Linked DNA regions of Homo sapiens: region 2 is linked to region 1. Evidence: chromatin contacts called from ENCODE Hi-C or POLR2A ChIA-PET data. All regions are on one chromosome and are shown on one strand. Each heading gives the region's core, a stretch centred on a gene start or an enhancer-like site at or near the end of the contact. The rest is flanking DNA. Distances are from core to core; before and after follow the strand shown.

Region 1 (6,675 bases), core at 1,152-3,651:
TAATCCCAGTGCTTTGGGAGGCAGAGGCAGGAGGGTTACTTGAGCCTAGGAGTTTAAGACCAGCCTAGGCAACATAGACCATGTCTCTCGAAAAATTTAAAAATTAGCCCGGCATGTCAGTGCATGCCTATAGTCTCAGTCAGGAGGCTAAGGTAGGAGGATTGCTTGATCCCAAGAGCACGAGGCTGCAGTGAGCCGTGATCATACCACTGCAGCCTGGGTGACAGAGTGAGATCCTGTCTCAGAAAAGAAAAAAAAAGCATCCCTCCTCATCACCTTGGGTAACTGGCCAGCACTGTCCTAGGGCCTCAGTGTCTTGCAGCTGGTGCTTCTTGCTTGCTGAGGAAGGCCACATCATGGGGCCAAGGGTCTGCGGCCAGCTGACCCCTGCTTCAGCCCAGCCCTGGTCCCAGCCTGGAAGCCTCAGTGTTGACCATGTTCCAGGTGGGGCAGCTCTAAGGCCATAGAGGTTCCTGGGAGCCACAGCACCCCCCCGCCCCGCCTCCACTTCTGCATTTTGCTAAGGCATGGTGCATGTGGGCAGGAACATTTTTTCAGAATTTATTGGTGGCACAGACACCACCATGGATTTTTCTAGCTCTGCCTTCAGTGTGGTGTCCACAAGACTCCCTTGAGGCGAGTGGTAGCTTGTCCTTATCTTACAGACAAGAAATTGGTATGGAGATAAGTACCAGGCCCAAGGACTCCCCCTGCCTCACCCTGACTGCTAACACAGAAAACTACCCTGTAACACAGAAGGGAGCACATGTGGCCACATTATCAAAAGATTTTTAAAGGTCTAAGGCCTTTTTTTCCTCTCCTGGTTTAAAGGACATACTTACTGGAAAATATGATTTTAATAGAAAATCCTATCACCAGAAATGTATACCTTTAGGATTATTGGAAGCAAGGAGCAGTGTAGACAAGGCAGAACCTTCACGCAAACTTCTGGTGCAGCAAATGGACAGGTGGTAGCCTGCAGATGCACTGGGGCAATCAGATGTGGAGAGCCTGCCCTGGAGAGCTGGAAGGCTGCAAGGCTTTACCGTTCCTTCCCCTGGCTCATCTGTGTGCTTTTCCTGTTGCTGGGATTGTGGGGTCATCAGTGAGCCCTCTAGTATCACCTCATCCCTCAAGTCCCCTCACCCTTCTGAATTCATCTGATCACTGGTAGCTCCATTCTCCCACTGGTATCTTCTATTTTCCATCACCTGCTCTGTACAGTCCGCCCTCGAGTCAGCTGCTTCCTCCCTTCTAGCCATTCCATGATATGCTCCTTTAATCTCTGAAGGGCCGTGATTAGAAATTTAGGTTTTAGACTCAGAACCACCCATACTGAGTCACATCTTCCCTGAGCCTCTGTTACTTCAGCTGTACAAAGGGAATGTCCACACTAGCTCCCTGCCAGGGTGGCTGTAACAACTAAAGGAGATAATGAATATAAAACACTTAGTGGGCGCTGTCCTCAGTACACTTGGGCTCTAATCATATTCCTCTGCTGCTTCAGAGGCTTGCTGGCTCTCTGCAGGCAGCAAGCACATAGCTGGACCAAGTCTGGCTACTGAGCCAGGTTCCCAGTGGGAAATGGTGGTTGCTGACATCCAAAGCACTTCGGGTCTGCTGTCCGCCCAAGTGACCAGCCTGGTGCCATGGAGCACACATCTAGCTCCAGGCAAGGAGACTACGTGCTGTTTCCCTGCTGTTTTGTGCCCCCAGCTCCTCACCCTTCCAAATGTGTGTTGGCCACACCAGCAGCTGATGGACCAATGTGTCAGACCCTCCCCAGAGTGCCCAGTTATCCCACTGCCTCATGAGGAGAAGGCAGAGGAGGGGAGACTCCATTTCCAGACATTTCAGCATTACCCAGTGGACAAGCACTGTAGTCAGTCCCCAGGTATTGCTAAACACAAGGGTCACCATGGAGACTGGTCAGTGTCTGACAGTTCTGCTTCTCCTTCCTGGAGTGGCCACGACCTGCAGGACGGAGGGAGTTAAGGGTGGCAAGGGGGAGCACACCGAGGGCTCCGCTTCCAGCTGGAAAGACCAGCCTCCGGCACGTCTGGACTCGGAGAGAGCGCTGCCCGCCTCCCTGCCTCCAGACCCGTTGCTGGAGGAAGGGCTAGGACAGGCCTGAGTTTGTGGCGAATCCCCCTTGTCCACTTCCCTGAGGACACACGCTGCAGGAGAGCAGCCTCGAGTCTTTTCTGCCTTCGAGGTCTCAGGAGCTTTTGTCCCCAAGCCCAGAGGACAGGGGTGGCCCTGACTCAGGCGCCCTCTTCCGGGTAGGGGTCCGCGTGCGCCCTCCCAAGCCCGCGCCCCGCAGGGGCGCCCGCCCCTCTCCCCGCCCCCGGCGTGGGCCCGCCCCCGCGCCTGTGTCACTGCGAGGCCGGGGGTGGAGAGCGGCCGGGCGGGACATCCGGCCCGGGTCCCTCGCCGCGCCCGCCGCCCGCCGCCCGCTTCGGCGCCGCAGCCCGGGAGCCGGCCACCCCTACACGCGCCAGGGCTGTCCCCTGCCCTCCCCTCCCCAACTACCCCCGGTCCCAGACCCTCCTCCCGCCCCCAGCCCGAGCCCGCCTTCCAGGCCGCCCTCGGATCGGCCGGGCCCGCGCAGGCCCCCACCCCTTGAGCACCATGTTCCCCCGCCCGCTGACCCCGCTGGCGGCCCCAAATGGCGCCGAGCCCCTGGGCCGGGCGCTGAGGCGGGCCCCTCTGGGCAGGGCCCGGGCGGGGCTGGGTGGGCCGCCCCTGCTGCTGCCGTCCATGCTGATGTTTGCGGTGATCGTGGCCTCCAGCGGGCTGCTGCTCATGATCGAGCGGGGCATCCTGGCCGAGATGAAGCCCCTGCCCCTGCACCCGCCCGGCCGCGAGGGCACAGCCTGGCGCGGGAAAGCCCCCAAGCCTGGGGGCCTGTCCCTCAGGGCTGGGGACGCGGACTTGCAAGTGCGGCAGGACGTCCGGAACAGGACCCTGCGGGCGGTGTGCGGACAGCCAGGCATGCCCCGGGACCCCTGGGACTTGCCGGTGGGGCAGCGGCGCACCCTGCTGCGCCACATCCTCGTAAGTGACCGTTACCGCTTCCTCTACTGCTACGTCCCCAAGGTGGCCTGCTCTAACTGGAAGCGGGTGATGAAGGTGCTGGCAGGCGTCCTGGACAGCGTGGACGTCCGCCTCAAGATGGACCACCGCAGTGACCTGGTGTTCCTGGCCGACCTGCGGCCTGAGGAGATTCGCTACCGCCTGCAGCACTACTTTAAGTTCCTGTTTGTGCGGGAGCCCTTGGAACGCCTCCTCTCTGCCTACCGCAACAAGTTTGGCGAGATCCGAGAGTACCAGCAACGCTATGGGGCTGAGATAGTGAGGCGGTACAGGGCTGGAGCGGGGCCCAGCCCTGCAGGCGACGATGTCACATTCCCCGAGTTCCTGAGATACCTGGTGGATGAGGACCCTGAGCGCATGAATGAGCATTGGATGCCCGTGTACCACCTGTGCCAGCCTTGTGCCGTGCACTATGACTTTGTGGGCTCCTATGAGAGGCTGGAGGCTGATGCAAATCAGGTGCTGGAGTGGGTACGGGCACCACCTCACGTCCGATTTCCAGCTCGCCAGGCCTGGTACCGGCCAGCCAGCCCCGAAAGCCTGCATTACCACTTGTGCAGTGCCCCCCGGGCCCTGCTGCAGGATGTGCTGCCTAAGTATATCCTGGACTTCTCCCTCTTTGCCTACCCACTGCCTAATGTCACCAAGGAGGCGTGTCAGCAGTGACCATGGGTGTGGGGCCAGCAGCTGGTGGGGACTGGTTTCAACGCCAGCTTTCTGTGCTTCTGCCTGTCATTCGGAGAAACTCTGGCTCTGGGGCTTGGGGCTTCTCAGGATCCTGGATGGCAGAGACTGCCCTCAGAAGTTCCTTGTCCAGGGTGGGCACCCACAGTGACTCAGAGGACAGGGCTAGGCAGGAGACCTGCTGCTCCTCATTGGGGGGATCTCTTGGGGGGCAGACACCAGTTTGCCAATGAAGCAACACATCTGATCTAAAGACTGGCTCCAGACCCCGGGCTGCCAGGATTATGCAGTCCACTTGGTCTACCTTAATTTAACCTGTGGCCAAACTCAGAGATGGTACCAGCCAGGGGCAAGCATGACCAGAGCCAGGGACCCTGTGGCTCTGATCCCCCATTTATCCACCCCATGTGCCTCAGGACTAGAGTGAGCAATCATACCTTATAAATGACTTTTGTGCCTTTCTGCTCCAGTCTCAAAATTTCCTACACCTGCCAGTTCTTTACATTTTTCCAAGGAAAGGAAAACGGAAGCAGGGTTCTTGCCTGGTAGCTCCAGGACCCAGCTCTGCAGGCACCCAAAGACCCTCTGTGCCCAGCCTCTTCCTTGAGTTCTCGGAACCTCCTCCCTAATTCTCCCTTCCTTCCCCACAAGGCCTTTGAGGTTGTGACTGTGGCTGGTATATCTGGCTGCCATTTTTCTGATGCATTTATTTAAAATTTGTACTTTTTGATAGAACCCTTGTAAGGGCTTTGTTTTCCTAATAGCTGACTTTTTAATAAAGCAGTTTTATATATAAGGCGAGCATTTCTGTGATTTCCCTTGGAGCTCCTGTGGGCCCAGCAGATCTCCTCGATGTCTGTCTTCCCATGTCAGGGGAGGCAGCCTGTAGATAGAGAAAGTAAGGTATAACTTGGTTGGGCTGGTCCAATGGGCCGTTGCCATTCCATGGAGACTTTGGGGGCTTTCTAATAGGCTATACCAGATCACAGACTCAGATCCTGGGATGTCACCAAAGGGCAAGCCCAGTTAGGAATGGCCTCACGTCCAGAGCATACCTACATGTATTATTCCCTAAAAAAGTAGGTGGGTAGGAGATACGGGATCCTCCTCTTATTCAATAAGAGTTGAATGAGAAGTTCCCCCAGAGCATTTTCTTTCTTTCTTTTTTTTTTTTTTTTTTTTGAGATGAAGTCTCGATCTGTCACCCAGGCTGCAGTGCAGTAGCACCATCTTGGCTCACTGCAACCTCTACCTCCTGGGTTCTAGCGATTGCCTCAGCCTCCCAAGTAGCTGGGATGATTACAGGCACGCACCACCACACCTGGCTAATTTTTGTATTTTTAGTAGAGATGGGGTTTCACCATGTTGGCCAGGCTGGTTTTGAACTCCTAACCTCAGGTGATCTGCCCACCTCGGCCCCTCCAAAGTGCTAGGATTACAGGCGTGAGCTACCACGCCTGGCCCCGGACCATTTTCAAATGAAAAAGAAAATTTTTGTGTGAGCAAGGAGATTTTTTTCTGGCACTACAAGGAAGGCAGGCAAGGAGGTTGAGTGAGGGTCAGGCTCTTGTTGACTTAGGTCCAGAGAAAGTTGTGGAAGGAATACAGTTGGAGCAGCAGAGGACAGACTTCAGTATGGCCCATTGCCCCCACTGCTCTCCAGGGATCCCAGGCCCATCAGGAGTTGCTGGGCCCAAGGGAGAGTTGCAAGGCCAGAGCTGGCCCTTCTCTGTTAGCCCTATTTCACACACCCCCAGTGGGAACTGCTGTACTTTATAGAGACCTGAGGCTATGGTAAGAGGGGGGCCCAAGGAAGGGAGGCAGGGAGGGCCCCCTTGCAGGTGCTACCTGTCGCTAGCTTTGCTATTGATTGGACTTTGTAGAGGAAAACTAACACTATTTCCCATATTTGGGATAGGGGGCTTCTATGGGCACTTATGGCTCTCCACTATGACTCATCAGGCCATGTTGCTTCCAGAAGGCCTTACCTGACCCCCTGTCTGGCTCAGATGTCCTTCTTCAGAGTCCCCTTGGCTCTGGGGACTTTACCTAGACCGATCAAGTCCCAGCCCTATTCCTCACCAGATGCCTATCTCTCAGAGCCTCTGTTTTCTCCAATGTGTCGTGGGAATAAAAACACCTATCTCATGTAGATTGCTAGGAGAGGGGAGGATTAATGAAGACAAAATGAATAAAAGGGCCCATCCCCACACCTGGCTCAGTGGATGTTCTTTTGGATGCTGGTTCAACACCTGACCCCTCAGAGGCCTGTGGGGACAAGGGAGAAGCCAGGACACTGTGTCTGGCCCAGCACTGGGTATCACTGCTACCTCTGGGCAGGGCCCCTTTGACCTCTGGGTTTACTTCCTCTACCAATGAGTCAGTCCTTCTCTGAGCTTCCGACCCCTCAGGACCCCCCTACTGCACCCTCTTTTTCCTCCTTGCCTGGGACTTTAAGCGGCTCCAGACCTACAGCAGCTAATCAGTCCCCCTAACTGGGGCCTGCAGCACGAACCGGAGAACCTGGAGAACACTGGGGCCGGCTGCTGTACTCACCCCATTTAATCCTCACAACAGCCGCGTGCCGGTGGGGTCATCCTGTTTTACAGACATGGAAACTGGCACAGAGAGGATAAATAACCTGCCCAAAGTGTCCAACCCAGGTCTGTCTGCCTCCCAAATGGGAGGGAGGAAAGGAGGAAGGCTTATGGAAGGTAGGGGTAGAGAGAAGAAGGAATAGGAAGGTGAAGTTAGAGGAAGGGTAGGTGGGGTTGTAGTCAGGGGTATTTGCAAACATTCTCCTTCCTCAGTTCTTTCGTTCATTTGCAAAGAACCCAGTTGAGCCCAGCTGACTTTTACCAGTTCCTGCCCTGGAGGACCGGGAGACAGATAGTG
Region 2 (6,375 bases), core at 751-3,250, 73 kb after region 1:
CAGTAGCCAACCACAGATTTTCATAATTGGAAAGGACCTTAGGGGTGACCTGATCCAACTTTCTACACAATGCAGGAATCCCCTTTACAACCTTTCTGACATCTGCTGACACACCTCCAGTGACAGGGAATTACTATCTTCTACAAGGCCACCCTATTGTTGAACAGCTATTAGAAAGTTCTTAACACTGAATGGTAATTGGTCTTCCTGAAACTCCCTGCCATTGGTCCTAGTTTGTCCTTTGTACTTCAGTGTGTCTCAGCTTTCTACCCAATACTCCTTCAAATATTTTAAAGCCAACCGGGTCTCTCTTAAATCTCTTTTCTATGGAAAACAATCTTATTGTCTTGTCCTGTCTTCAAATAACTCGATCTGAGCCTGCTCACCCTGGACCCCTCCTCTAGGGAGCATTGCAGTTTGTCGATGTTCCTCTGTAGGAAAAGACCCTGTTGCAAGAATGGCACCACCTTGAAGCAAAACTGCCATAATGACTGATGTTTGACTCCTGCATACCAAGGCATTCCTGTGGCAAGGTCAAGAAACAATGCCTGGGCCGGGCGCAGTGGCTCATGCCTGTAATCCCAGCACTTTGGGAGGCTGAGGCGGGAGGATCACGAGGTCAGGAGATTGAGACCATCCTGGCTAATACGGTGAAACCCCGTCTCTACTAAAAAATACAAAAAATTAGCCGGGCATGGTGGCAGGCACCTGTAGTCCCAGCTACTCAGGAGGTTGAGGCAGGAGAATGGTGTGAACCCGGGAGCAGAGGTTGCCACTGCACTCCAGCCTGGGGGACAGAGCGAGACTTTGTCTCAAAAGAAAAAAAAAAAAAAGATGCCTGGCCAGGTGGGGTGGCTCATGCCTATAATCCCAACACTTTGGAAGGCCAAGGTAGGAGGATTGTTTGAGCCCAGGAGTATGAGACCAGCCTGGGCAACATACTGAGACTTTTCTTAAAAAAAAAAAAAAATTAGCCAGGGGTATAGTCACAGCAAACTCAGGAGGCTGAGGAGGGAGGACAGCTTGAGCCCGGGAGGTTGAGGCTGCAATAAGCTGTGATAATGCCACTACACTCTAGCCTGGGTGACAGAGCCAGACTCTGTCTAAAAAAAAAAACAAAATGGAAAAGAAAGAGAAAAAAGAAAAGAAAGAATGCCTGTAGCATAAATAACCCCTCATAAAGATGCTTATCTAACCTCCCCAGTGGTCATGAAACTTGCAATAAAGTCTGAGGTGTGACCAGCTGCACATGTTTTCCCCTAAAAACTTGTTATACAAAGGATACTTTCTGGAGGGCGGGCATGGAAACCACCATCTCGTGACCAACCAAGGTATGGCTTCTGTGCATAAGTTTCTATTAAGCATTTATCTCTGAGAAACTAGATTCGTCAGCCTCTCTCTCTGTTTTGTTTTTGTTGTTGTTGTTGTTGTTTTTTTGAGACAGAGTCCCACTCTGTCGCCCAGGCTGGAATGCAGTGGCATGATCTTGGCTCACTGCAACCTCTGCCTCCCAGGTTCAAGAGATTCTTCTGCCTCAGCCTCCTAAGTAGCTGGGAGTACAGGCGCACGCCACCGTGCCCAGCTAATTTTTGTATTTTTAGTAGAAATGGAGTTTCCCCATATTGGCCAGGCTGGTCTCAAACTCCTAACCTCGTGATCCACCCACCTCAGCCTCCCAAAGTGCTGGGATTACAGGTATGAGCCACTGCACCCGGGCTTGTCAGCCTGTTTCTTTGGCCCCTCAGCTCTCTTGGCCTTTAGGGGTAGGTTTGCATAGACCTGCTCACTGCAGAACATCCTCTTGCAATGTGGTGCCCAGACGATGCTTTCAGAGAGGCATGACCACTGCAGAATATATTTTTACACTACTATGTCCCAGGTACACAGGTACATTTCCACTATTGATTCCTAGAATTATAACTTTTTTTTAGCAGCACATAACACTGCTGACTCCATTGAACTGTTAAGACACTGAACACCTGTTTGGGGTTTTCCATACCACTTTCCCCTTTCTTCAGCCAACAGCAATCCTCTTTCACTTCCCATTCTCATATGGTTCTGGTGGGACTGTTTACCACAGTATCCTGTACCCCTAACCATAGATCTTGCCCTTGTCATAGTCAGTGCTCCAATGATGAGCATGTGACCCAGGCCAAGCCAATCTGAGTCCCTCCCCTGGAATGTATTTATTTATTTGAGACAGGATCTTGCTCTGTCGCCCAGGATAGGGTGCGGTAGGGCAATCATAGCTCACTGCAGCCTCAACCTCCTGGGCTCAAGCAATCCTCCCACCTCAGCATCCCGAGTAGCTGGACTACAGGCATGCAGTACCACGCCAGGCTAATTTTTAAATTTTTTTTTTGTAGAGACGGGGTCTCTTTCTGTTGCCCAGGCTGGTCTCAAACTCCTGGGCTCAAGTGATCCTCCCACCTTGGCCTCCCAAAGTGCTGGGATTGTTAAGCCTAAACCACTGTGCGGAGCCCCCTGGCATCTATTATATGGGGTTGGAAAGTGTTATCTTTCCTCTGGACTTCCTAAACTGGAATCATGTCAGCCCAGAGCTCCCTGTGCTATACCAACACACAGAGAGAGTCAACAGTGGGAGGAAGAGAGGCTAAAGATACTGCTGGAGTCCTGAGGTCCAGCTAACTGAAGCCAGCTCTATATGTCTTAGACTAGAATTGAGTCCGGCTTGGATTTTTTTTTTTCAACAGCCTTGGAAAACTTTCCAGAGTCTGGCTTCTTGGCTTCTGTCACTAGAACAAACTAATAAATACTCTGTTCTTCTCTGTCCTCTAGTTGTGTAGTTAATTTCTGATCCCAAATGAAAGATTTCACATTTATCTGTATCATGTTTCATACTTTGTCCCATCACTCTAGTCTATAGAAAAATTTTAGAATTGTTATTCTTTTATTCAATTACCTACTCCTCTCACTTTTGATAAGGTTACCTTCTATTCACTCAACCAAATCATTGATAAAGATGTTGAGCTGAACAGAGGAAAAAGAAACCAACAACATGTCAGTTTATCAATCCAAGAGTTTACCTTTGGGATGATTGTTCTAACAACTGTGGGTCTCCTCTACCATACTCTTACCCAATGTACACTCCGCATCCTGTCTGCCTTGATCAGGCACCATGCTGAAGACCACACTGCACCTTGGCATTCTGCTAAGCCAATATTTGATGGTCTCATCCCCAAAGGATGTAAGATTAAAGAGCCAAAACTGGTCCTGGAAATATCTGTTCTTTAAAATGCTCATAAACTCTCAGTAACCTATCTGCTTTCTTCTGCACACATACACACACACACACACACAATCCCTCTCACCTTTGCCTCCTCCCTTTCTACTTATCTGCTAAAGAAGTAATTTTTAAAAGTGGATTACGTCAAAATGAAGGGAGGAGAGAGTCAGTTTGTTTGGGAAAAGAAAACCTTTAGAGCAATGTGTGACACAACACTTGGGACAGAGGAGGTGGAGAGAATGGGGGGAGATGAACATCTCTCTGCCACACATTGACTAATAGGAATAGTACATTGAGGGCTTAGGAAAGGCTGGGGCTGGAGGCTAGGGAATCGAGGAGCAAAGGCCCACTACTGTTCCACTTTGGCCTGTAGGAGGTGGTGTGGGGTACCAGCAGAGAGCACAGGCACTGGAGAGCTAGGCTTGGCTCTCCATCCTGGCACCACCACCTGCTAACCACCCACTACTACCTGCTGAGAGCCTGCAGCTCCCAAGACAGACACTCAGGTGCCACACTTCCCTCCACTCAGTGACCAAGCCTCAGTGGTTCTCCTTGCAAATGCTCCCATATCCACTTCTCTCTAGCCTTGCCGCCACACCTCATTCATGTAACTATCATCTCTTCAAAGATTTATTCTGCCTCATTCTCTCTCTCTTCACCTTCTGAGGCTGGAATCACATGTATATTAGACTGTTATTGTCCCACAGCTCTTATAGGTTTTGCTTTGTTTTGCTTTTCCCCCATCCCAGTTTCTCTTTGTGTTTTAGTTCAGAGAATTTTTATTGACCAGTTCAAGTTCACTGGTTCTTCACCTATGCCTACCTACTGAAAAGCCTGTGGAAGCAATTCATCTCTAATATCATGTTTATTTCTAGCATTTCCATTTGACTTTATTTTTTCTTTTTCTTTCCTTTTTTTTTTTTTTCTGAGATAGGGTCTCACCCTGTCACCCAGGCTGGAGGGCAGTGGCATGATCTTGGCTCACTGCAACCTCCGCCTTCTGGGTTCAAGTGATTCTCTTGCCTCAGCCTCCCAAGTAGCTGGGACCACAGGCACGAGCCACCATGCCTGGCTAATTTCTGTATTTTTTGGTGAGATGAGGTCTCATGTTGCCCAGGCTGGTCTCAAACTCCTGTGCTCATGTGCTCCTCCTGCCTTGGCCTCCCAAAGTGCTGGTATTACAGGCATGAGCCACCACGTCCAGCCCCATTTCACTTTCTCTTAGTTTCCATGTCTCTGCCAAAATTCCCTATCTGTTCATGCAAGTTGCCCACCCTTCCCCACCAGACCCCATAGTAATTATAATTATTTTAAGTCCCTCTGTGATAGTTCCAACATCTGTGTCATTTGTGAGTCTGGTTCTGTTGATTCATCTTCTGATAATGGATTGGGTTGTTTTCTTCTTGTCTTTTTGTGTGTTTTGCAATTTTTTTTTTTTTGAGACAGTCTTGCTCTGTTGCCCAGGCTGGAGTGTAGTGGGGCCATCTCAGCTCACTGCAACCTCACCCTCCCAGGTTCAAGTGATTCTCCTGCCTCAGCCTGTGGAGTAGCTGGGACTACAGGCACACACCACCAACACCTGGCTAATTTTTGTATTTTTAGTAGAGATGGGGTTTCGCCATGTTGACCAGGCTGGTCTGAAACTCCTGACCTCAGGTGATACACCTGTCTCGGCCTCCCAAAGTGCTAGGATTACAAGTGTGAGCCATAGCGCCTGACCTATGTTTTGCAGTTTTTTAACTGAATGCCCATGGTGTATAAAACAGCAGAGACTGAGGTAAATAGTATCTGTATCTGGGAGTGGGGCTGCCTCTTCTGTCAGCCTGTTGGTCTGGGGGGTTGAGTCAGTCTTGTTAGGAATTGGACAGGGTTTGGGTTTGGTTGTGCTCTCATTACCTTCAGTGCACCCCAGGTTTCAAATTCCTCTAGTGGTGGGCTGCTTAGAGTGGGGACTGGGGTGTCAGGGCTTCCTCAGTGCTGCTGTCCCACACTCAGCTTTTCAGCTGGCAGAAGACTTCTGTTGCTTGTGATCTGGTGCCAGGCTCAGGCAGGGCAGGGCAGGGTTGATTCTGTTACCCTGGCCCGGCTTCAGTCTTAAATAGGTCCTAGGCACCCGAGCTTCAGCAGTGGGACTTTCTCAGTGTTTCTGTCCCTCTTCCCTATGGAAGCCAAACTCTGCCTTATATGTGGTTCATCTGGGATTAGCCAAAGTTCTTGCCCTCCCCACAACAGAGTGGACCTTCGCTTGAATCTTCAGCCCAGGACAGTTTCCTGCTTCTGCCCCTGGGTAGGGGGTTTCTGCTTCTAGTCCCAGGAGCAATGGGTCTTTGCCTGTTCAAGAAGGGCAAGAAGGTTTTGACACCTCACCAGAAGCAGATAAGTTTTGCTTTTATTCCTCCCACTGAAGCAAAAGTTTGTTACCCCTCCCGCCATGGCTTAAGGCTTTTGCTTAAAGGAGAGGATTGTGGAAGTTGAGGCTTTTTGCCTTCCACCAGCAGCCGCCTTGATCAACCTCTGCATGCATGCATCACCAAGGAAGAACAGTCCCTCCCTTTCCTGACCTGTTCCCACTTTTCTCCATGAACCCCAGGGGAGGCCTGTACAAAAAAGGTTGCCTTTGCACGCACTCTCGTGTCTAGAATCCTATTCAGCTATTCTAAACTGATATGCTAGGCCACATGTGGACTTTACAAATTTGTTAACATTTTTATTGTCTTTTTCTTACCCACTTGTAAGACAGCCACATCTTTGCCAAAGTTGAAACAGTTGATGGGTCACTATCTCTCCTTCTATTTCCTCTCACTCCTATTCATTTCTATGAACTCAGCTCCCCTAACACTATCTCTCCTTTATTTGGTTGCCTTGTGGCCTTGGCTTTCTGATGGGCTCAAGAAAAGTTATGATTTTGTACCTGCTTTTTCACATTGTTAGGACGGAAGGGACATTTTCTTGCAGTATTCTACATCCTAAGTGGAAAAAGTCCTCAAGTACTATCATCTCTTTCTTAGACAACTGCAACCACCTCACAGCTGGTCTCCTGTGTCCAATTTTGCCCCTCTCCCTACTGTAGCCAGCATAAGTATTAAATTCTGCAACCATCGCAGACTAGAGGGGGCTGCAAAATAAAA

What was found. Hi-C counts contacts between places; a loop is a spot of excess contacts on that map. ChIA-PET counts read pairs that join two places held with the same protein, here RNA polymerase II (POLR2A). Pooled maps may share reads with other maps.
Region 2: a pooled map shows a loop between it and region 1 (2.3-fold over the local background). The contact joins the enhancer-like site here to the promoter of CHST14 in region 1. A Hi-C loop is called at or near these places in 3 of 50 pooled maps. POLR2A ChIA-PET finds 5 or more read pairs at or near these places in 3 of 52 experiments (GM12878, H1 and WTC11).

What each region holds. Positions count from the first base shown.
Region 1 is chr15:40,468,583-40,475,257 of GRCh38, forward strand. It overlaps CHST14 (carbohydrate sulfotransferase 14), which reads left to right and starts at 2,402. Exons shown (of 1, transcript NM_130468.4): 1 at 2,402-4,576. The coding sequence starts at 2,632. The coding sequence ends at 3,762. RefSeq lists enhancers at 1,874-1,983, 3,266-4,169 and silencers at 2,274-2,513, 2,564-2,813.
Region 2 is chr15:40,542,036-40,548,410 of GRCh38, forward strand. It overlaps a transcript of CCDC32 not described here. Among named protein-coding and RNA genes, the nearest start is that of CCDC32, 20 kb to the right of the region's middle. RefSeq lists a silencer at 1,652-1,751 and an enhancer at 1,902-2,001. Within about 2 kb of position 2,001, at least 3 of the 41 ENCODE cell types and tissues checked have a DNase peak (open chromatin) inside an H3K27ac peak, as active enhancers do; they include GM12878, where a contact is called at or near this core.